Regions from separate parts of the Homo sapiens genome. Here region 2 is linked to region 1. The links are chromatin loops, found by intact Hi-C in ENCODE. Cell type or tissue: IMR-90. All regions are shown on one strand. Each heading gives the region's core, and the rest is flanking DNA. Links, peaks and the distances in the headings are about the cores only. Region 1 has its middle 34 kb from the start of TRIB2. Region 2 has its middle 110 kb from the start of TRIB2.

Region 1 (11,320 bases), core at 2,934-5,433:
CTTCATTTAAGTTATGTACTTATTTTCATCTCTTTTTCCTAAGGATTTGAGAATTTAAAAATTAGAAAGAAACTGAAAAAACAGAGTAAGGCAGAAAACTAAAATGAGATGACAGTAAAGTCAGTAATATAGACATAGGAAGACTCAACATAGTTAGAAAAGGTGGGTTACCTCTCTAGCTGTGGGCTTCTCAATGATCAGTGTTTCTAATAGAAGAAGAGTGGCTCTGTGGAAGCTTCCTCATTGCATAGGCATGGAGGCAATTTACCACAGAGGAATGACTGGAGCTAGGCAGTGAGCCTGGGCTTGATGCTACCCAGTGGGCAGATAACCGCCTTGGAGTCAGAGCCATCTCCCTGCCAGACAGAGACCTGGTTGGGCTGGAATAAACAACAGAAGACCTAGGGTTTAAGGAGGCTTGGGAAGCCTCTTCCCTGTGGTTTCAGCATATGAAGCTGTCAGTCAGAGACCCACAGATGCGTCTTTGGGTGTGTTACAGGCAGTGATGGCAGCAGGGTTGCTGTAGGAGGTGGCGTAATGGCTACTGAAGGTAAAAGCTGAGATTGCTAATCTGAAATCAAGTCGTTGATCCACAGAAGCTGACTAAGGATTGGAACCAAAAGAGGGATGTGGAATCTGGAAAGAATGCAGAATAAAAGCAAGAGAGCCACAGACAGACTACAGATGGCAAGCTACACAACTCCAGAGTCAGAATGTGCCAGGTAGCTACAGATGAAAGGTTAAATATCTCCACAGGTTGCTACTCTATGTTCACCTTATCTTATGTAAAGTGCTGATTTACTGAGCCTGAGACAAATACATGATTGATGATTCTCCTAGCTGCTCCTTTTCACTTGTAATGTGGATTCAGTAATGTTACCATACCCTCCCTCTTTCCCCTCCAGCCCTCTTTTCCCCTTTAAATATTGGAGCCTTCAAAACCATCCTTAGAGAAAGGAACAGACCTGTCTCCTGGTCATGTCATTTACCTTGGCAAAATAAACTTCTGAATTGATTGAGACCTGTCTCAGATACTCTTTGGTGGACAGGGCCATGCTGGGTATTTTTAAGGAGCTGAAACAGAGTGAACAGTAGACAGGACTGGTGATGCATCTACTCTTGATGCATCCAGTAGCCTCTCTAGGGCCCAAGGCAAGAGGTCCTGTTCAGGGCTGCCTCCAAGCCAGTTCTCCTTCTGTGTGGGCCTCACCATTTCCAAATGACTTCACCAGAGGTCTTGGCAAAAGGTTTAGAGTTCAAAATGGAGATTAAAACTCCCTCAGAGATTGGGGCATGAATGAATAGGAAGGGAACCACCTTTGCTTTCAGGATATGGCCTCTTTGGGAGGGTGTTCCTACTCACTGGTGGAAGCACCACAACCTGCCTCTCTGCATGGCCACAGGCACGTCTGTTAACTCTGCTGACCTTTCCTTATAAATGCCAGCATTCAAGGTTCCCGCTTGATGTGAAGACTGGCCGAAGTCATGGTATCAATCAAATTGCAGTGGGATGAAGCTGGCTCCTCTGCACCATGGTGTGTAAACTTGCCCTCTTTTGTCCAGATGCAAAACCACCACAGTCTCCTCACAGCCGTATTTCCATTGCAGGCCCTCAGAGAGCAGTAACTCATTTAAAATTGAGTCGGTGTTGGCCAGAGTCCTGCATGGAACAGCTCGTAAATCTGCATAATCTTTCTTTCTCTTTCACTCATACTCTGTCATTGGCAATACTTTGTAAACTGGAAAGCACTAGTAAACATCAATTAATATTATTTACTCATTCATTCAACAAACTGGCACATTCTACGTGCCAGTTGCCGGATGATACAGGTATGAGTAAGACCTAGCCACAGTTCTCAAGATTCTGGAGGGTTGGGGAGAGAGACCATAGATGTTCATCATCACAGACAAAACCATGTGAAAGCAAACCAAGAGGCTGAAGGAAGCCCTGACACTGGGCCCTGCCTTGGGGGTCAGTTCTGGATGGAGGATTTTTAAGAAGGGGGATCAGAGAAGGAGATTCGTGAACTAAGTGTTGAAAACAGGGTCCCAGGTGGTTAGGGAGAAGGAACAGCAGGAGCAACAGTCCCGATGCAGGAGAAAGCCTGTTGTGGGTGAGGGAGAATTAAGTAGGTCAACATATCTCAGTTTATTGCAGCACAGAAAAAAAAAAATTAGGATGATTACTAGCTGAGGACAGCAGCAGGCTACGATGGTTCACAAAGGGAGGTGGACTACTTGAAACAGACAATGGATACTCAATTGTTTTCAACAGGGAGGTTATCTTTATTTATTTTTATTCTATTGCTTTATTATTATTTGTTGTTATTATTTCAGAAAGAACCCTGGCCATATCAGAGGGTCATCCCCTCTTAATGAGAATGTGACTGGCCTATAGAATTAATAAAAAAAAAAAAACTGGATGGAAACTACCCCTCCATGTAGTGACTCAGCCCTCCTTGATGTGAAGGCCAGGTGATTTGGGATTCCAGGCAGGAATGAGGCCGTGAGGCAGCACAGAGCATGGAGGGCGGTGGGGGGATGGAGGCAGGCAGCTAAGCGGCTTTTGTAAGGGCCTGAGCCCCTGACTGCTAGGCAGGCACCATATGCTCAAGGAGGTTCATTGGTTTTCATCTGTTACCAGGGACTCCATTCACTGGTTCCCCACCCACGGGAGCACCCACTGGATGGTGCATGGCAGACACCCACAAGGAAGACAGCACTGGCCTCACTGTAGGGCCGTGTGGTCTAAGGCAGACATCCTTACCGGCTGCACGTGAGGGTCATCCAGAGAGCTCTTAAAGCAGTGATGACTGAGCCCCACTCTAGACCAATTAAAGTAGAATCCCACTGGAAGCCATCTGTCCTTCCTCCCTGAAGGGCCAGGTTGGAGAGGAGGGTGTGCTCAAGGCCCTTTGGGACAGGGAGATGATGTGGAGATGAAGGGGCTCTGCTGCAGGAGGTGGCATGTGAGGGGCCTGGGTAGAGACTGTGGTGACTGACACTTTAGCCACTGGCTGAACAAAGGGCTCTAGTGGAAAGGCGCTGCTGGCCTGGGTCTAACTCCTGGACCTGTCCTGGTGACTTAGGTTTTTGTTTAACATCTCCATTTTTGAGCATCTTCAAACATAAACTACCACAAACTGGAGGGCTTAAGCAACAGACACTATCATCTTGCAGTTCTAGAGGCCAGAAGTTCAAGATCAAGGGTTTATAGGGCTGATCCCTTCTGGAGGTATAAGGGAGACCCTGTTCCTAGCCTCTCCCCCAGCTCCTGGGGGATTGTGGGCCACATCTGGCGTTCCTTGGCTTGTAGACTCCTCACTCCAATCTGATCTCTCCATTCATCTTCACACAGCGTTCTCACTGTGCGCCTGGCTCTGTGGTCAAATTTCCCCTTTATGTAAGGACATCAGTTATGTTGGATCAGGGCCCACCCTAATGACCTCATTTTGATTTGATTACCTCTGTAAAGATTCTAGCTCCAAATAAGGTCACATTACAAGGAACTGGGGGTGAGAACTTCAACATATGAATTTTGGGGGGGTGGGACCAAAATAAAAACCAATATTATTTCTACCCATTTTTTGCCATTAGGTGATAGAGTCTGCATAATATTATCTTATTAATCCTCCCCCAAACACTGTGTAATGTAGAGTATTAATCTTATTTTAGAAATGAAGAAACAAAGCTGCAAAGAAATGCAGTATCTGGCCTGGGATCACAAACAGAAAGCCGATGGTAGAGGCTTTTCGAAGGCAGGTTTGCCTATGTGTGATCCATTATGTTCCCATAGGATGGAGCAAGTCTGATTGAGCCCCACAAGCCCTTTCAGGCTTCTGAGGTCTGTATTTTTCTGTATGGGAAAGAATCAAGGCTGATTTGGCATTGCCATTGTCAAGAAGATGCAACTCGGCAGGACTCATGGAAAGGTATGCACGTATTGAATCAGTAACAGGATCCTGAAGTGCCAGCTGTCTTTCTTTATTCATAGCTTTTCATAGCTGGAGGTATAGTGCAGGAGGAGGAGGAGGAGGTAAGAGGAGGACAGGAGATTGTGTAATTCTTACAGGAAGAAAGCCAAAAGAAAAGGAAAAATGCAAGCCGTGTCGGCACACAGGCGACTGTACAGAAATAAGATGAGTGTTCAGCTGTGTCCTGAAATGGTCATGGAGCACTGGGCTAGAGGAAATGTTGCCTTTTGCAGTTTTGCTGGAGGCATAATCTAGACTTCATAAATTATCAGCCAGTCTGCTCTGCTCAGCTCAGCTTTGTTCAGAAAACATGTACTGAGAAGCTGTTTTAAGCTCCACATTCACATAGACCATGCTTTGCAGAAGCTCGGAGTCCATAGGGGCTGCAGACCCACAAAGGGATCACCATGGTACAATGTGCAGAAAAAAGCAGAGGCAAGTAAGGCAAAGCTGAGGGGAGGCTACCAAGCAAGCCTGGGCTGGGGGAGGAATCAAGGAGGACTTCTTGAAGGAGGTGATGGCTGAATCTTCAGAGATGAGCAGGCAGTAGCAGGGTAGAGGTGAGAAAGGCAATGGTACTAACAAAGGCACTCATGTGGAATAGCATGTGTGGTGACCAGTGTGCATGGGTATTTTAATTTGGGCTAAATGTGCCTCTTGTGATGAGATGAATAATGCCAAGCTTCTTTTGCAGGCTGAAGTCGGCACACCTGCCTAGCCTCCTTCATTAGCATCTCATGGGGACTGGAATATATGGTTCCTTCACCATTGTAATTGTGCCTTGGCTCAGTAAGCTTTCAGTTGCCAAAAAAATACTTAGCGGAATATGAATCAGAAAAATCAAAGCACTTTAAGAAAAGGATTAATTATTAACAGCGTTATCTATTAAAGCTTAGCACTTAGAAAAGAGCTACAAATTGGTTCTGAATATGGCAGTGTAGAGATTCTGGACATACTTATATGGGTCTTGTGCCATAACATCTTGCAAAGTGTTTAGCTGACCCAGGTAATTCAAGAAGAAGTTCATATAACCCCTGCTATTAAAATTCTTCCATTACTTTCTTTGAGAACACCCAAAGATTAGCCAAACATTAGGGAACATATCCTGCTGTGGCAAAGCTTTGTGTACTGTGTCTTCCTGCTGATCAAGTGATGCTTCGTTTGTAAAAGTAACAAGGGGCAGAAATTCAGAAAAAGAGATTTTGTTCATATAAATAACCTCCCTTCCACTGCGTTATGCTAACAGACGTATCACATGAAACAATCATATCACAGAGATACATTTTTCCTTGCAACAAAAACCTGTTTTCTTTGTAATGTTAATCCTAATGTGGTTTTTAGAAGAAAATTAAATATTGATGAACTTGTGGATAGTACTGTGTCTTAATTCATTATAGTACTGTTAAAGAAACCGATGATTATTCTTTCAGAAATACTTTTATGCCTGTAAACACTTTGACTTCTATTCAAACAAAAGTTCTTATTGTTAAATTATCCATCTGAAGTGGAACCCATTTTTAAAGGGAGGTGTTTTAAAAATGGAATCCTTCTTTGTACTCTTTTTAGTTTTATAATGCATGGATTTCTATTGTTTAAAATTATGCTTGTGTGTCATTCAAGAAAATCAGGAGCCTCTTTAAGTATTTAGAACAGGAGGAATTTAATCCAATGAATTAGCTTCAGTGGTGATAGAAGATCAGAAAAACCAAACAGAGTAGGACAAAGCAACTCAGAGATTAGCACAAAAAAAAAAAAATAGGGAGCCAGGTCCATCCCAAACTGAACAGCAAAGGGACAAGGCTGTGCTTTCCAGGTCAAGGGGCAGGGGTTGGAAAGGCTGAAGGGAAGAGGGAAAAGGAAAACAACCCAGACTTTTTCTTTCTTGCCCTTTCCTAGCTCTCCTCCAAGACACTATGGCCAACTGAAGCCCAAAGCCAGCTGAGAGGGGAGTCTGGGAACTGCAGGGTGCATCATCAACCCAGTGAAATGCAGACCAGAGCAGAGGAAGGCCAGGATCTGCACAGCTCATTCGCTTTTTATGGACTTACTTTCCAAGGAAGAAGGTGTGAAACTGTATAACCCCATCTCTGATAAAGATTGATGAAGGGAGAGAGAGGAGGAGAGAGGCAAGTGTTCCAGGCAGAGAAATAGAGACACGACCCTGAACTGGAGCATTGACTTCCTTCTCTCCCTTTCTCCTTCCTTCCCTCCCTTCCCCTCTTCCCCACTCCAGTTCTTCCTCCCTTCTGTCCTACATTCCTCCCTTCCTGTCTTTTTCTCTACACCCTGGAGTCTGGAGTCTGTGTGATGTGTTTCTGTTGTTGTTATTTTCTTCTGACTCTTCCGGTTTTCCTCCATGCCTTCCTTAAATTACTCCCAGGCCCTGCCTCGTGTCTTATGGGTCCCTCCCTGAGAAGTATATTGGCTGGGGAAAAGCTCTGAGGGAGCAGAGCATGCATTAGACACAGAAGGGTTGGCTTCTCCCATCTTCTTGTCCTTTGACTTTTGCATATGTGGCCCTCCCCATCTCATCAGCTGCTAGCCTGGAGCTCCGGAGGGTGGAGTCTCCTCCATGCCTTGCAGGGTGCTGCGTGCAGCAGGTGCTCAAGGCTGCGGAGTCAGGATTTGAAGCTGAGCTCCAGTATGAGACACTGGGGAAGGTCTTAATTCCCAAATTCCATTTTCCCATCAGAATAATGGAATGGGGTTTTCAAATATCAACTCTGCACAGTTTTTATGGGAAGAACCCATTGTTATTGCAGTCCATGAGGCATGTGCCTGGAGCAATGTAAGTTTTGATTTTTCCTTTTTTTTAATACATGATTCCTGCCTGGATTACTGAAGCAGCCTCCTAAGGGCCTCCCTGCTTTGACTCTCAGCTCCCACTGTGTCTCTCAACATACCAGCCAGAGTGATCTTTTCACACCGCAAGTTGGGATCTCCATGCCGCATCTTGCTCCCAGCCTCACCATGGCACGCGTTCCACCTGGGATGAACACTAAACTCATTCCAGAAGCCTTCAAAGCTCTGTGTGGTCCAGTTTTTTCCATTTTGACTCTTCCCTTTGTGTCTTGTTTACTCTTCCCCAATGTGGCTCACCCCTGCCTTTGGGCCTTCCCATTTACTGTCTAGAGACTCTGCCCCACTGCCCATATGGTGAACCCCTCATGACCTGCAAGCCCTGAGGCCTCCTCTGACACCTCCATTAAAATTGCAGCTCTGCCAGGTGTGATGGCTCACACCTGTAATCCCAGCACTTTGGGAGGCCGAGGTGGGTGGATCACGAGGACAAGAGATTGAGACCATCCTGGCCAACATGGTGAAACCCCATCTCTACTAAAAATACAAAAATTAGCTGGGCGTGGTGGTGCATGCCTGTAGTCCCAGCTACTCGGGAGGCTGAGGCAGGAGAATAGCTTGAACTCGGGAGGCGGAGGTTGCAGTGAGCTGAGCTCTCGCCATTGCGGTCTAGCCTGGCGACAGAGCAAGACTCAAAAGAAAAAAAAAAAAAGAAAGAAAATTTCAGCAAACCCCCTACACCTTGCCCAATACCCTGGCATCTCTAATCCGGCTTCCTTCATTGGTGAAATGTAGCCTTCCTTATCTGCCCTAGCATGTGGCATCTTCTCACATCCTAGATCATTCTCACAGGGCTAGGTATGATTCCCTAGAATCCATTTCAGCTGGTGAGAGACCGAGTGGTGGTTCTACTCTTCCCAGCAGGTGGCAGGGCCCTCTTGGGGCTTCTGTGTCTTCATCACCCCTGTGAAAGGGCTGGTCTCTATGAGCTTCAACTTCCCTTTGGAGTTTAAATTCCATTGTGCTGCCCATACACACATTTTGAGAAGCCATTTGCTCTACAACTGGGGAGAACATGTATTTCTTTTCCCACATCTGTCCCTATTGTCAGGCTGGAAGGTGAGAGTCTAAATCCACAAGTGAAGGAATGCAACATGGGAAGTGTCTCAAAGAACATCTCCAGAGGGACAGGATGCTCAGTGGAGTGGGCTGACCTCTCCCCGCTGGTGCCCAGGGCTCTCTCTTCACTGCGGTTCCTAATGTGGCTGCTTCATTGACTGTGTGGAGGGAGAACAGGATGCTGAGATGACCAGAGGGCGAGTCAAACTTGCAAACCTCTAAAGGAACGTCCAAGCTCCCCAGCCATTCATCCATTCATCTGCCTATTCAATGATTTGTTCATTCTTTCCTCCAGATTATAGTCCCTTAGACACCAAACGTCTTTAAAGGTATCCCTGGTATTTCTTATGGCTCCTTGATATGGTTTTGCTGTGTCCCCACCCAAATCTCATCTTGAATTTCCACATGTTGTGAGAGGGACCCAGTGGGAGGTAACTGAATCATGGGTGCAAGTCTTTCTCATGCTGTTCTCATGATAGTGAATAAGTCTCATGAGATCTGATGGTAATATAAGGGGGAGTTTCCCTGCTCAAGCTCTCTCTTTGCCTGCTGCCATCCATGTAAGATGTGACTTGCTTCTCCTTGTGTTCTGCCATGATTGTGAGGCCTCCTCAGCCATATGGAGCTGTGAGTCCAATTAAACCTCTTTCTTTTGTAAATTTCCCAGTCTCAAATATGTCTTTATCAGCAGCATGAAAACGGACTAATACACTCCTCTTAAACCCTTAGCTATGTAATTTTTGTTGTCCCCTCTCTGAGCCACCATTTATGCCGTTTGCTTAACTTCTGTGCACACCTCCATGCTTTTATCTGTCACGGTCTTCACCACTCTTGTCAGTGCCTGTGGCAGAGCCCAGCCAGGCTCACTAATAACAAGGAGCTCCCTCCATTGACCAGCCGTCCTTGCCCTGGGCTAGTTGTGCGAATAACCTGGCCTAAGGACCCTGGATGAGAATGGCATGACATGCATCCCTTCCAGATGAGGTGACCTCCCAACACACTCTGCTCTCCATCTGCCAGCTGATGACAGTAGCTCAGCTCCTGCCAGAAAATGGTGGGAATGGTGCAGGCACATAATAGAAACAGCAGAGGTCCCTTGGCAACCACCTAGAGGACAGCTACTTTGTGGAGTGCTGCCCAAGGGAGTCATACACCTGTGTGGTGAGTGAGGAACAAGCTTTGGCCACAGAAGCCACTGTCAATTTTGTGGTTATTTGTAAACAGGTCATTCATCCTGCAAATACATTCATCTATAAGTACACGTGCTGGGTATCATGCTAAGCACAGGGTTTATAATGATGAATAAGACAAGCCTAGAACTTGCCCACTGGGAGCCCGTAGCTTAGCAGGACAGACAGATTTGACTCAGCTCTCGTGGGATGTCCGCAAGGTTCTGAAGAGGAATTATGCAGAGAGAGAATGGGAGCTCAGACTGTGGTGTCGAAGGTGAGGTACCAGTGCGACTGGAGCCAGCCTGAGGTTCCAGATGGATTCCCTGAGCAAGTAACATCTGAGCTAAGATCTGAAGGATGACGGCACTGGAGAGTGGAAGGGGGGAAGCTTTCAGGATCAGGGGCTGTGTGTACGGTGCCCAGGCTGAGTGGGGGAACTGGGGACACTGAAGGAAGGCCGATAGGGTCACCTGCGTGTGCAGGAAATTTAGTACAGTGCCTTGCTCATAATAGGGATTAATAAATGTTTGCCTAATATATCACTACATGAATGAACGTACCATTTAACTAAAAATTGAAAAAGATCAAAGGAAACAGAAGCAAGAAAATGAATAAAAATTTGGGGGTAAAGGGTGGCTTCTCAAATAAAAAAAATCACAAATCTATATCTATACAAAAAGAGGTATATGAGGAGTGTCTCTATTTAGTATCTCCCTCAATCCCAACCCCATTGCGGTTAGAGGGAGGCAATGCAAAAGGCTTTCCTAATCTATTTTTTATGACTTGAAGCTATCAGGGGCCTAGGCTGTATTTCCACTCCAGTTAGAGGGATCCTCTAGAGCCTGAGTCTCTCTCTCTGTAGGCACTGGGAAGCAAAATCTGATTCACAAGCAGAGGAGAGGAGAGTTTGCTTTTCACATATTCTACAGAATTGAAAAAAATTGATTGGTGGATCTTTATGAAAAATCTGGGCAGGTGTTTGAGAGAAGATACAGCAATCTATTTCTAGTCTCCCACACTGCCACAATGGAGTAACCCCCTGTGCTATTTGGTGATTAATGATCACATAGTTTATATTTTATAACATAAACCCTCAGAGTTTCCTTTATGTAATGACAATAGACTATCCACAGCTACCTTTGTGGAACCTAAAAATGTCATTGCTTGGGGCCAGATGTAATGTGCAATAAATAATTTAACAAGAAAGATATCTTCATTCTATTTACAGTAAGCTAGAATTCATCTCCGTGGTCAATGTGAAACACCACTTAGTGGATAGGCAAATTCCAACTATAACTCCAGTGTAACCCGATTCATACTGAAAGGCCTCCAACAATTCCAAAGATATTTTTATATACATCTTGGAAGTTCTTGGGCCCTCAACATTAGCATATGTCTTCTTTTTTCTCCTGGCTTTATTTTTTTTACTCCAAATTAATTCAGCCCTTGATATGCATGCCTATTTGTTTGTATCTTTGAATGCATGTCTCACCTTCTAAAATGCTTTGTATAGAAGCTGTGGCATCTTATTCCCTAGCTGTGATGTTAACGTTATATGACTAAAGAGCTTGCAGATTCCACGTGCTCACCATAATAATTCAAATAGGAAGTAAATATATGGAAACCAAGCTTCAGAGGGCTCTAGACATTCTCAAGGGGACCTAATTGGTGCTCTCTTACGGTCAAAATATTTAATAAGCACCTGTTACATTCAAGATGTTGTAGTTACAATGGGCACTGGGTTATGATGCTGGCAAAGTCAGAGGTTGCCCTTGACCTCATCAAATTTACATTGCACTGGGAAAGACAGCCATTGGCTGCAAGTGATTTTGTAACAGCTGTCGCTGGGATTGCAGAGGTGCACAAGGTAACTGCAAACATGGAGTCAAGTGGCCTGGTGAGTACTGGAGGCCAGGGAAAGCCTCTCTGGGGAAGTGGCATGCAAAGTTGGAGTTAATTTAGTCCATTTTGAGTAAAGGGACTAGCAAGTGCAAAGGCCCTGCAGCAGGACCCGCTTGAGCACTGAAAGAAGATCTGCATTAAGTGGCAGAGGTGTTCTACAAATCCATGCCTTTTGATGTCAACTGTCATACTCTTTCCCTGTTATAATGAAGGGATCTGGGAGCATTTGCCCTGGTTGTGGCCTGAGAAGATGACCTCTACCTTTCAGAAAAAAAGGTTTTTTCACTCTTGAGCCACAGACTACTTTGGAGCATGACAGACAACTCATAACAATTCTTGGAAAACACACCCAGG
Region 2 (11,320 bases), core at 5,331-7,830, 78 kb after region 1:
TCCTCCCACTGTAACACAGTTATGAGGGACACTGTTAGGTAGGGAGGGACTTTTCGGTCCACTGAGTTCTCTTCAGCTAAGCTGTCATTGTTTTTCCTTCAGGCTGTCTAGCTGTTATGCCAACCAGAACAACAAGCATAGCTGTTTAACATGCATATCCTGTGTCTTATTTTGGACAATTTAATCAATATTTCATCAGAAAATTGTTTTATAGCCCTTTGGAAATGTGATGTTTAAAAGGCTGATTGCATTTTTAAGTAGATTGGTTCTTCAAGCCCATACTACTTATTTTTATTTACAGTAAGCTAAACATATTTACAACAGAATTTGATAAGTTCTGACATATGCATATATCCATAAAACCATCAACACAATCAAGATAATGAATACATCCATCACCCTTCAAAAGTTTCCTAGTGTCCCCCTGTAATCCTTCCTTCCTGATTCTCTTTGTATTCCAGACAATGATGATGTGTGTTCTCTCCCTACACGAGTTCACATTTCCTGGAGTGTTATCTAAATGAAATCATACAGTATGAGCTCTTCTTTCATCTGCCTTCTTTAACTTAGCATAATTATTTTTAACAATATTAGTTACATTTAGCAAATGTAGCAATATTTGGTTCTTTATATTCCGTTTTATAAATCTACCACAATTTGTTTATCTATTCATCTATTGTCTATTGACATTTGGGTTATTTCCAGATTTGGTCTATTACAAACGATGCAGCTATGAAAATTTTGAACATGGCTTTGTATGAATATATACCTCTTTTTCTTTTGGGTGAATTATTAAGAGCAGAATGTGTTTAATGTACATGTATATTTAGCTTTTTAAGAACTTATCAAACCGTTTTTTAAAGTGGCTTTAACATTTACATTACACCAGCAGTATATGAGAGTGCTATATCTTCTCCAACTCTCGATATGGTCATACTTTTTAATTTAGCACTTCCCACAGTCATGTAGTGGTATCTCAATGTGGTTTTAATATTCATTTCCTTAATGATTAATAAGACAGAGCTTATTTTCATGTGGTTATTTTTTGTGTGCTTATATCTTCTTTATTGAAGTGTCTATTCAAATATTTGGCCTTTTTTTAAGTTTTCTTATTGTATTTTAAAAGTTATGTATTCTGATACAAGCCCTTTGTCAGATATATGCTTTGTAAATATTTTTTCTCATCTTTGTGTTTCTTTTTTAATTTTCTTAACGTCTTTCAAAGAGCAGCAATTTTTAACTTTGGTGAAGTTCAAGTAATCAATTTATTCTTTTATAGATCCTAGTTTTAGTATCATGTATTTTCCTGACCTGACCTGACAGAGAATTTCTTCTAGAATTTTGATAGTTTTCACTTTTATAATACATCAAGGTCTATACTTTATCTTGAGTTATTTCTACATATGGTGAAATATGTAGATCTAAGTTTATTTTATTTTATTTTTGCATATGGATATCAAATCATTACAGTGTCATTTCTTAAAAAGACTATTCTTTCTCTACTGAACTGCTCTTGCATGCTGAAAATCCATTATCCAAATATATAGGGGTCAATTTCTGAAGTCCCTATTCTGTTCTATTGATCTGTCTTTCTGTATATTTGCACTAATACCACACTGTCTGGATAACTGCATTTTTATAATAAGTATTAAATTCAGGGAGTGGTAGTCTTTCAAATTTATTCTGCTTTTAAAATTTGTTTTGGCAATTATTGGTCCTTTGCAGTTTTATATGAATTTTGAAATCAATATGTTGATTACTACTAAAATATTTTTGGGGGTTTTGATTGGATTGCTTTGAATCTACAGGGTAATTTGGGAACAAATTTATGTTTTAATAATATTGAGTCTTCTGACCTATGAACAAGGTGTATCTCTCTACTTATTTAGATCCTCTTTATCTGTGCAATGTTTTAATTTTCAGTATAGAGGACTTTCATATATTTTATAATTATCATTATGAAACTATTTTTGTCATTTCTAGCAATATCATTTTCTCTAAAATCTACTTTGGTATTAACATAGCCAAAACAGCTTTATTTTGAGGAGTGTTAACATGATATATCTTCTTCTATCCTTTCACATTTAACTTATTTATGTTTTTACATTTAAACTGTATTTTCTTAAAGGCAGCATATATCTTACTATGTTTTTTTCATAAAATATGACAATTTCTGTCTTTCAGTGCAGTTTTCTAAACTATTTAAATTTAAGGCACTTATTTCTATAGTTAGGTTCAAGTCTAGCATCTTGCTATTTAAAAAAAATTCTGTTTTTTTGTTCCCATTTTCTTCTTTCTCTGCTTTTAGTTTGGATTAATTGTGCATTTTTGGGGATTCAATTTTATCTCTTCTGCCTGCTTAGCTATAACTCATTGTTTTGTTATTTTAGTGGCTGCTTTAAGATTTAACTTATCACATTTGACCTAAAGATAATATTTACTACTTCACATGTGGTATAAGAACCTTAACAAAATGTTTTCATTTCTCCTGTCTGAGACTTTATATATTTTACTTACGCATGTTATTATGTATACTATTATTTTTATTAACAATCAATTATCTTGTAAAGAGATTTAAATGCTAAAAAGTTTATACTTCCCCATGTAGTAGTCATTTTTAGGCCACTGATTCCTCTGTCTAGACTTATATTTGCATGTGACATTATTTTCCTTCTGTCCAAAAGACTCCTTTTAACATTTTTAGTGTATGTGTCTGCTGGTGATGAGGCTTTCTACTCATTTATTTCTGAAAGCATTTTGTTTCCTTTTTGTCTTTTGAAAGATATTTTTGCTGAGTATAGAATTTATGGTGGAAAATATTTTTCCTATCAGTAATTTAAAGATGTTGTTGGCTCCATTGTCTTCTTGCTTGTATTATTTCTGATAAGAAATATGCTTTCATTTTTTTCTTTGTTCCTGTGTATAAAATGCAACTTATTTTTTTCTGGCTGTTTTAAGGTTTTTCTCTTAATGGATGGTTTTGCACAATTTGGTGACAATATGCATCAGTGTAGTTTTCTTCACATTTCCTAGATTTATAGGTTTGTAATTTCATCAATTTTGAAAATGTTTTGGCAAATTTGTCTTTGTATATCTTTTCTGTTCCCTCTGCTTTTTTTTCCCCCTTCTACTCAAGGGACTTCAAACTATATATTGAGCTGCTTAAAGTAGTCCTATACGTCACTAACATTCTTTTTTTATTTTAATTTTTTAAATTAGACTTCTTTCAGTGGTTCATTTTATTTTTTATATTGCTATTTCTTTAAATTTACTAATCCTTTCTTCCAAATTTTTTAGTCTGACATTAATCTTATCCAAAGTACTTTCATATCACACATTATCATGTTCCTTCTACAAGTTCGATTTGCTTTTTTTTTTTTTTTTTGAGACGGAGATCTTGCTCTGTCCTCAGGCTGGAGTGCAGTGGTGCGATCTGGGCTCACTGCAACCTCCGCCCCCCTTGTTGAAGTTTCTGTCTCGTAATAACTGTGTTCTTTTTTGGGGGGGTGGGGGGCGGGGGACGGAGTCTCGCTCTGTTGCCCAGGCTGGAGTGCAGTGGCGCGATCTCGGCTCGCCGCAAGCTCCGCCTCCCGGGTTCATGCCATTCTCCTGCCTCAGCCTCTCGAGTAGCTGGGACTACAGGTGCGCGCCACCAGGCCCGGCTAACTTTTTTGTATTTTAGTAGAGACGGGGTTTCACGATGTTGGCCAGGATGGTCTCGATCTCCTGACCTTGTGATCCACCCACCTCGGCCGACCAAAGTGCTGGGATTACAGGCGTGAGCCACTGCGCCTGGCCAACTTGCCTTTTTTTAAAAATAATCTTCTATGTCTTTACTTAAGCCTATGAATATATGGACTGCATGTATAATGACTGCTTGAATGTCATTGTTTGCTAATTCTAACATATGTGTCAGTTCTGGATCAGAATCTTTGATTTGATACCCAATATTATAAATTTTACCTTGTTGAATGCTGGGTTTTTTAAAAAATCATAATATTCTTGAGATTTATGCTAGGATGCCATTTTTACTTGGGAAAAGTTTGCCCCTTTAGAGTCTTGCTTTTATCATTTGTTAGGAAGACCCAGAGCATTTTAGAGCTAATTACTTTCCATTATTGAAGCAAGATTTTCCTGAGTATTCTACGCAATGTCCAGGGAATAATGAGATTCTTCAATCTGGTTGGTGGAAACAGGCAGTATTTCCAGACCTGTATGAGTGCTGAGTACTCTTTCTTTTCATCTTTTGGATGGTTCTTGCTCCAGCCTTGGTGCATGGCTTGGTCAGTATTCTGCTGAAAATGTAAGAGGGTCCCAGCCTTGGTGCATGGCTTGGTCAGTATTCTGCTGAAAATGTAAGAGGGTCCCTTGCATTTCTCCAGGATTCTTTCTATATATGATTTTCTTCTCTTCAGTACTTTGTTCCACAAACTCTAGGTTCCTTGGTATCCCTGAAATCTCAGCTTTGTTTCTTCATCCATGGAGTCCACCCGGTTCTTCCTTGGTGTTCTCCCTCTGCATCATGGTCTGCAGACTCTCTCAAGGTAGTAAGAGAATCGCAGGATTTATTTCATTTGTTTTCTGTTTTGCATTGATCACTGTCTTTCATTGCCCAATGTTTAGGGTCTTGAAAATCCTTTCTTTCACATTTTCTTTCACATTTTTTGTTCATTTAATTTTTTATTTTCAGGTAGCATTGTAAACCCAGTATTGTTTTTCCATCTTGTCAACATGTGAAAGATAAATTGTATTACTTTTGATCCACACAATTATATCTCCAATATTATAATAAAAGCCAAAAATCAAATATAATTCAATATATATTTGTTTTTCATGCAACTCTTCAGAATTACATACATATGGGTGCATTTGGGATGATAATTACCAGGGAGGTCTAGTTCGGTTTTCCTTTTTGATTTTATCTGGGTCCAGCTAAAATTCCATTACGATTGTTCTGAGGACAAAGCATTATTGATCTGTGGCATGTAAGAATTAATTTTGTATTAAATTAAGTTCTAACAATCATTAAATAGGTGACACTTTTGTGGTACCCTGAGTCACTGGGGAAATGCAGCACTTTGGAGATACGCAACCTGGGAAGTCACTATGACTCAGAGACCTCAGTCTCTCACAGGCCTGCTGAAGAGCCACATTCAAAGAAGGTGCTCAACAAATATTGAGTGAACTAATCAGTGAAGATCATATGACCGTAAAGTGATGAGACTGGTTATTTGGTATGCATATGCAAATGGTGAAGGAGAAGCCTCCTGTGGAGGAAAAAAACAGATCTTGGGCTCAGAGAGAATTAGGATCTAATTGTAGTTCCTTATTTAACAGGTAAGTGAAAAACAAGTTTAAAAAATCCAAGCTTTATTGTTGTCATCTTTAAAATGAGATAACATTGTCTATCTCACAATATTATTAAAAAGATAATATCGGATGTGTATAAGATACACCCAACATAGAGTATGGTAAACATTAGGCATCCAATTAATGCAAGTTGTCGCTTCTATAGACCACCCCCCTGTGGAAGGTAAAACCTTTGCACTGTCATTGCTCACAAATGTGTAAGAGACTGATCAAAAGTAGGGAGGAAAAGAGTTGCAATTTCTTCACTGATGTTAAATCTTTGAGAATGAATTTGATTTTATAAAGAGCCAAACATCATTCAAAACAAAAGCAAGTAAATAAGTGAAGTGACTTATCAATGGGGATAAAAATGAATAAACACAAAAGGATGTGACGATAAAATCATGTCACACAAATTCAAGTGATTCATAAGCAAGCCTTATATCATTTCCCGATTTGGAAACTATAAGTGTTCCTAGGATTACTACACCATAGGAATAAGTTTTCCTCCCTCTTGAAGGAAGATCCTGGAAATAAACACACTCATGTGGATATATACCTCCTGCTCTGTTTTTTAGAAAGGAAAAAAGACATGAAACTATCTCATTTTGTTACTATCTGATGACCCCTTTTACAACCTTGTTTCAGTCTATGATGCCTTTTTATATATGTTGGTTTGTAATCAGACGAAACAGAAATTCAGATAAGCTTTAAGTGACTTGCCTATGATCATACATGGGTAACTCTCAGCAGTGGATTTTGAACCTAAATTGCGCTTTTCCCACCATGCTACCTATCCTTTTTTTGTACCCTACTCTAAAAATGTTTTATTTTCAGAACAAATTAATGCTAGTCAATCAACTGATAAGTGAAAATATTTAGGGAAGCAAGTAATACTATAAATTATTACTATTATCATTATTAATTTTTATTCCCAATGTTTCAAGATGGAGATAAACTTAATCTGCATGCATTCTTAAAGAGTGACTTCAGTTCTGTGTAGCTGGGTCTTGGCAGTTGGGAAAACACCCACAGTGACTTTAGTGAGATTTTGAATCATTTTATCTCTGGAGTCTCCCGTGGCTTTGTAGGTTCAGACAGAATGCAGTGAGAACTGCCTTTCCCACCCTCTTTCTTTAGCAAATTCAGACTCAGAGTGCGGGGATGCTCCAGCTGCATCCAATTAAACTCCCCCAAACAGGAAGGAAAAGGAGCTGACTACAGTTGCTGCAGAAACATTGAACAGTCTCATTTCCACAGACGGTTCAGCCTCCTCACCAGGACACACTCAGACCATGTCGTGTAGAAAGTCCATGCTCCAGAATAAAGCACTTTTAACAACTGGAGCATTGTCCTCTGGCATGGACAGTTTATTGCACTTTAAGAGCGTACACTATGGACTGTGCCCACACTGTGAGTCAGCAGGGGGAGCAGACCTCAGCTCCAAATTAGCTTCACACTGCCTTTCCTGACCCAGATTCAGAAAAGCCTGACTTTAAAAACCATGCACCTTTAAGATCAAGTCAAGGGCTGTCCCCATCTCTAACCATACTTGTTATTGCAATATGTCTAGGACCACATTTAGATGAAATATAGAGGTCTGAGATAAATAATACTATAAATTAAGCAGCCAGGCCACATAAGGAGACTTGCCTTAGGTTGTGGTGAAAGAATATTGAATCATTGAGCTTTCACAGTTTTTGTTTGACCTGATCAGAAGAAACAAATCTTAGTCTAAATTGAATTACTAGTGCTTTTTTTTTTTTTCTGCCTTGCCAAAGCCAGTATGTCTCACCAATACTCCCTATTGTTTGGCATTTTTTGCTTATCTCAGCTCAGGGAGAAGGCATGCATGGAAAGGCATGCCAAGTGGTCATCAAGACTAAATTTTAAAAGAATAATCTTACTTTTCCATTGTACTAATCGATGATGCTGTTACATTGCCACAGTAGAGTCAGTTACCATTGAATTGCATTGTTAATTCTTAAGGCTATGCAAATAGAATGATTACGAGAGCATCTCATTAAAACCAAGATAAAGATAGTGTGTATTTCTTGGCTAGAGTCCAGTATTTGGGTAGTTTCTTCCTTACCTAGTTAACGTTAAAGTCAGTGATACTAAGCTAGCAAATTTAACATATTATGAACAATTTTGACATTTAATCTAAAAAAAATGAGGTAGGTATTATTATCCCTACTACATTGAAGAGAAAACTGCAATTCAAAAGGGCCAAGTGCACACATTATAGTCATAAGGCTAGTGAACAGCAAACTTAAACTTGGGGTCCCAGCCACCTGACATATTATTTTTATCCCCCTCAACAATCCACCAAATACCCCTTAGTAAATTCAAGTAACTCTTGCAGAGCAGAGTGCCCTGCCAGTCCTGGGAAAACCTCCAGCTGCAGATGTGTTTATGTATTGGTAGAAGAAGGAAGAAATGAACGAGAGTTGGGTGAACAAAAATGCAAGTGCCAGGCCTTCTTCCTTAAGAATTGGTTATGTCACCTTAGGGTAGATCACAAAGCCCCAGCAAAGTTTTTGTGGGAATTAAATAGAAAAATGCATGTCAGATGACTAGTCTGGTGCCTGCATGTTGTAAGATCTGAACTTTAGATCCGGCATGGCTTTCAGAGGGAACTCCAAGCTTGAAGTCCTCATTTTTTGGGAGCTTTTTAATGAGCTTTAAGTTGGGATGTGTGAAGCTCAGACTCAATCGGTGACATTTGTCTCTTGCAGCCATGTGCAGGGAAATTGAATTGGAAATACTTGTGCCTTTTTGACTAGTGTCCACTCTCCTACCTGAAGGATAGGTGGGGAAGCATTTCTTGGCCAGTGACTCAGAAGATGTTGCTCAAGCTGGCTTCTCTGTTCCTGTCCAGAGCCATATATTTGGAGTTAAGTGGGACAGCTTTTCCAACAAAGCATGAGAGAATGACTTAGAGCCTTGGGGAGCCCCCTCATTGGTGGTCTAGCCTCATCTGTGTTTGGCTATATCTAGGGCATGATGTAAGACTATTTTGATTTTTGATGAGACCCATATCTGAGGTTCTGCTTGCATTTTTCCCCGTCCCTGATGTTGCTGTTACTGACATCTATTTCTTCCTCTTTCAGAGCCACCTACACACAATGGAAGGCTTTCACAGCAATTCCCTGCACCCCCTCTTCCCACACTTCCATCTGCCCCCTCCTCTCTGCCCAGGTCTCCAGGATTAGGATAGATCCTAGCTGATTAAAAGAAGCATGTTTCCAGTAACTGCCTTGTCCCACATCACAGCAAACTCTGAGAATGAGCCTGGGGCAGCAGGACACCTGAGGTGGGGTGGGGTGTGTCCTGCAGTCGTTATCTGTCAGAGGGTGAATTAGGAGTGGTGGTGGGTGTGCTCATGTTTCCAGTGCTTGCAATGACCTGTTGGCTGTCCTTACCCTGGCTAGAGGATTTATATCTCACTTCAACTACAGATCAGAGTTCATAAATATTAACATATGTCAATCTCCAACACAGGACTATGTACTGAGCCCCTTCATACAATGGGCTGCTGTAAACTCCACCTGGCTGTTTCACAGGCAATTTCAACTCAACAGCTCCAAAGATGAAGACGTCATCACCCCCATCCCAGCAGCCTCAAATCCTATGTTCTCTCCAGCCCTATGAATATATGTATCACCTGCCAAGACACTGAAGCCAGAACCTTCCTTTTCTCTCCCCCCTTACCCAATTCATCACTAAGTTCCCTTGAATCACTCTTGGATGTTTCTCCCACAGAGCCTTCTCTGCAGCACATTCTATCATTACATCAGTTCTTTCCCTCCTTTCCTCATTTCTTCCCTGGACCGTTACAATATGGTCCACTCATCAGGGAAGTTTATATGTCATAACAATGTCTGGGACCCATTTCAGACAAATTAGAATTACTGGGGGAGGGCAGGAAGGGTGGAGTCTGGGCACCACTATTGTTTTAAAAATCTTATGTCATTCTGATGCATAGCCAGGCTTGAAAACCACTGTCCAGCAATGCCAGTCTGACCCTCCCTCTCTCTCCCTTGCTTGAACAGCATCTTCCATTGTTGTCTGATCTTGAAACAGGCTCTTAGCTGGGGCCCCTTGTCCTAGTCTCTATTACCATTTTCTTTGCCATATTTAACTCATCATGCTTAATGACTGTCCTTCTTGCCTTTGAATGGGCTCTGCCCTGTACCTTCTTATAGCTTAGCAAAACTACCGTTCTTGATATCAAATGCTAGGGGTGTTGCAGGCCAACTGTACTGCAGCAAAATAAAACAATATATGCTTATATGTTGCTTTATATATTGCAATCATGCTTATATTTCAATTTCATTTTTATGTGGGCATCTCCCAGCAGGATAACATTTTGAAAAAACTTTGTCTGAGAGGTAAGAAATCTTGTCTCTGCCCTGACATAAAAATAGCTTTTTGTGTGATCTTAAGTAAGTCACCATCTCTCTTACTCTTGGCTTCAATCTCTCCATCTATAAAATGAAACAACTGGATTAGATGTTCTCTTACATACTAGGTACAAAATTTCATGAAAATCTCTATTAATAGTACATATTTTGCTCAGAGTTATTTGTGTTCCTGAAAGTTATTTCTCACCTTGAAGCATTTGTTGTGCTCTGTAACTGAGCTTCTTTTAGCTCAGATTTTATGAAAACTGGACATTTTTGTCTATGTTTTCTATAACATTGAGCCTAGCACAAAACAGTATAAGTTTAATGAGTGAATGAATTAAAGACTTCACGCTAAGTTTGAGAAAGACAAAGAGACAGAGAGGAGAGAAAAAGGGAGAGAGAGGACATGGTTCTTGAACTTCCAGGAGATACCAGTGTGATGGGGAAAAAGGAATATAGGAGATTCATAGTTCCCCTTCAGCCACAGCTCCCCACCTCTTCCCCAAATGCAGCCATCAGCATTATCCCCAGACCTAAAAATAAATAAATCAGTTACTTTTGGGTTTCTTAATAATTGAATACATGTTTGGAAATAGGCTAGAGCCTTTGAGGTTTCAACTTTGCCTCCCCACCCACCCCACAACTCCACATTGAACAACCAGGTCTTTTCAAATGGAGTCCTGGAGTATCAACAAGCTTTTAACAAAATCGCATTCCAATGATGACTTCAGTGTCACTAAATCAAAAACACATGGTTCACATTGCCTTTTAAATATATGTGTTTGAAAAATAAAGGAAGGAATATTGGACACAAGCTCATGTCAAATTGTTTTCCCAATCTTTTGGTGGTTAGAAAGCCAATGTGAAATATTTGATTGAATCCAAAGGTCTCGTAATATGCTCTTCATCAGTCAGTTTTCTCACCTGTAGAGCTGGGACAAACTCCCATTATCTAATAGACCAGTGTTCTCAACTTTGGATAGACACAGGAATCACCTGGAGAGTTTTGACAAGAAAAGTAAGGCTTTGTTCCTTCCCCCAGAAATTCAGATAATTGGTCTGCAATTGGATCTGGGCATCAGGATTTGTCTAAAGCTTCCCAGATGACTCTGAAACAAAGAGAAGTTTTCTTCAAATTATTAAGATGAATCAGAAGGAAAACAAAATAAATATGTTCTATGTCTATGATGCTAGAATTATATAGAAAGAAACAATAAAGTTTTAAGATGTCTGTAAATTTAAAGGGTTGCCTGGGATGGTAGTCGATTTGTATCACTTGCTCCCCAGTGTTATGGGTTAAATTATATCTCCCTCTTCTCCCAATTCATATGTTGAAGGACTAGCCCTCAGTGCTTGAGAATGTAACTGTATTTCACGATCATTTCCTTACAGATGTAATAAGATAAGGTCATTAGGCTGGGCTTAATGTCTTTATGAAAAGGAAAATTTGGACACAGAAACATGCACACAGAGAGAACGCCATGTGAAGATGAAAGCAGAGATTGGGGTGGTGCTTCTAGAAGCCTAAATGAAGCGGCCTTGTTGTCTGGAGTAAATACCTG

The links. A loop is a pair of places that touch in the nucleus more often than their neighbours do. Peaks named below come from ENCODE experiments on the same cell type or tissue, not always from the same donor. Only the 100,000 strongest peaks of a DNase experiment are listed, where the experiment ranks them.
Region 2: a loop joins it to region 1, with 2.7 times the contacts of the local background. A loop is called at or near these places in 2 of 110 quality-filtered maps.

The regions. Positions count from the first base shown.
Region 1 is chr2:12,677,406-12,688,725 of GRCh38, reverse strand. No RefSeq gene overlaps it. Among named protein-coding and RNA genes, the nearest start is that of TRIB2, 34 kb to the left of the region's middle. In IMR-90, for the core only: no CTCF peak of the experiment used is centred there; a DNase peak (open chromatin) is centred at 4,075; H3K27ac peaks cover 782 bases.
Region 2 is chr2:12,601,995-12,613,314 of GRCh38, reverse strand. No RefSeq gene overlaps it. Among named protein-coding and RNA genes, the nearest start is that of TRIB2, 110 kb to the left of the region's middle. RefSeq lists silencers at 5,906-6,106, 8,558-8,852. In IMR-90, for the core only: a CTCF peak has its summit at 6,762 (motif pointing right); a DNase peak (open chromatin) is centred at 6,464; H3K27ac peaks cover 302 bases.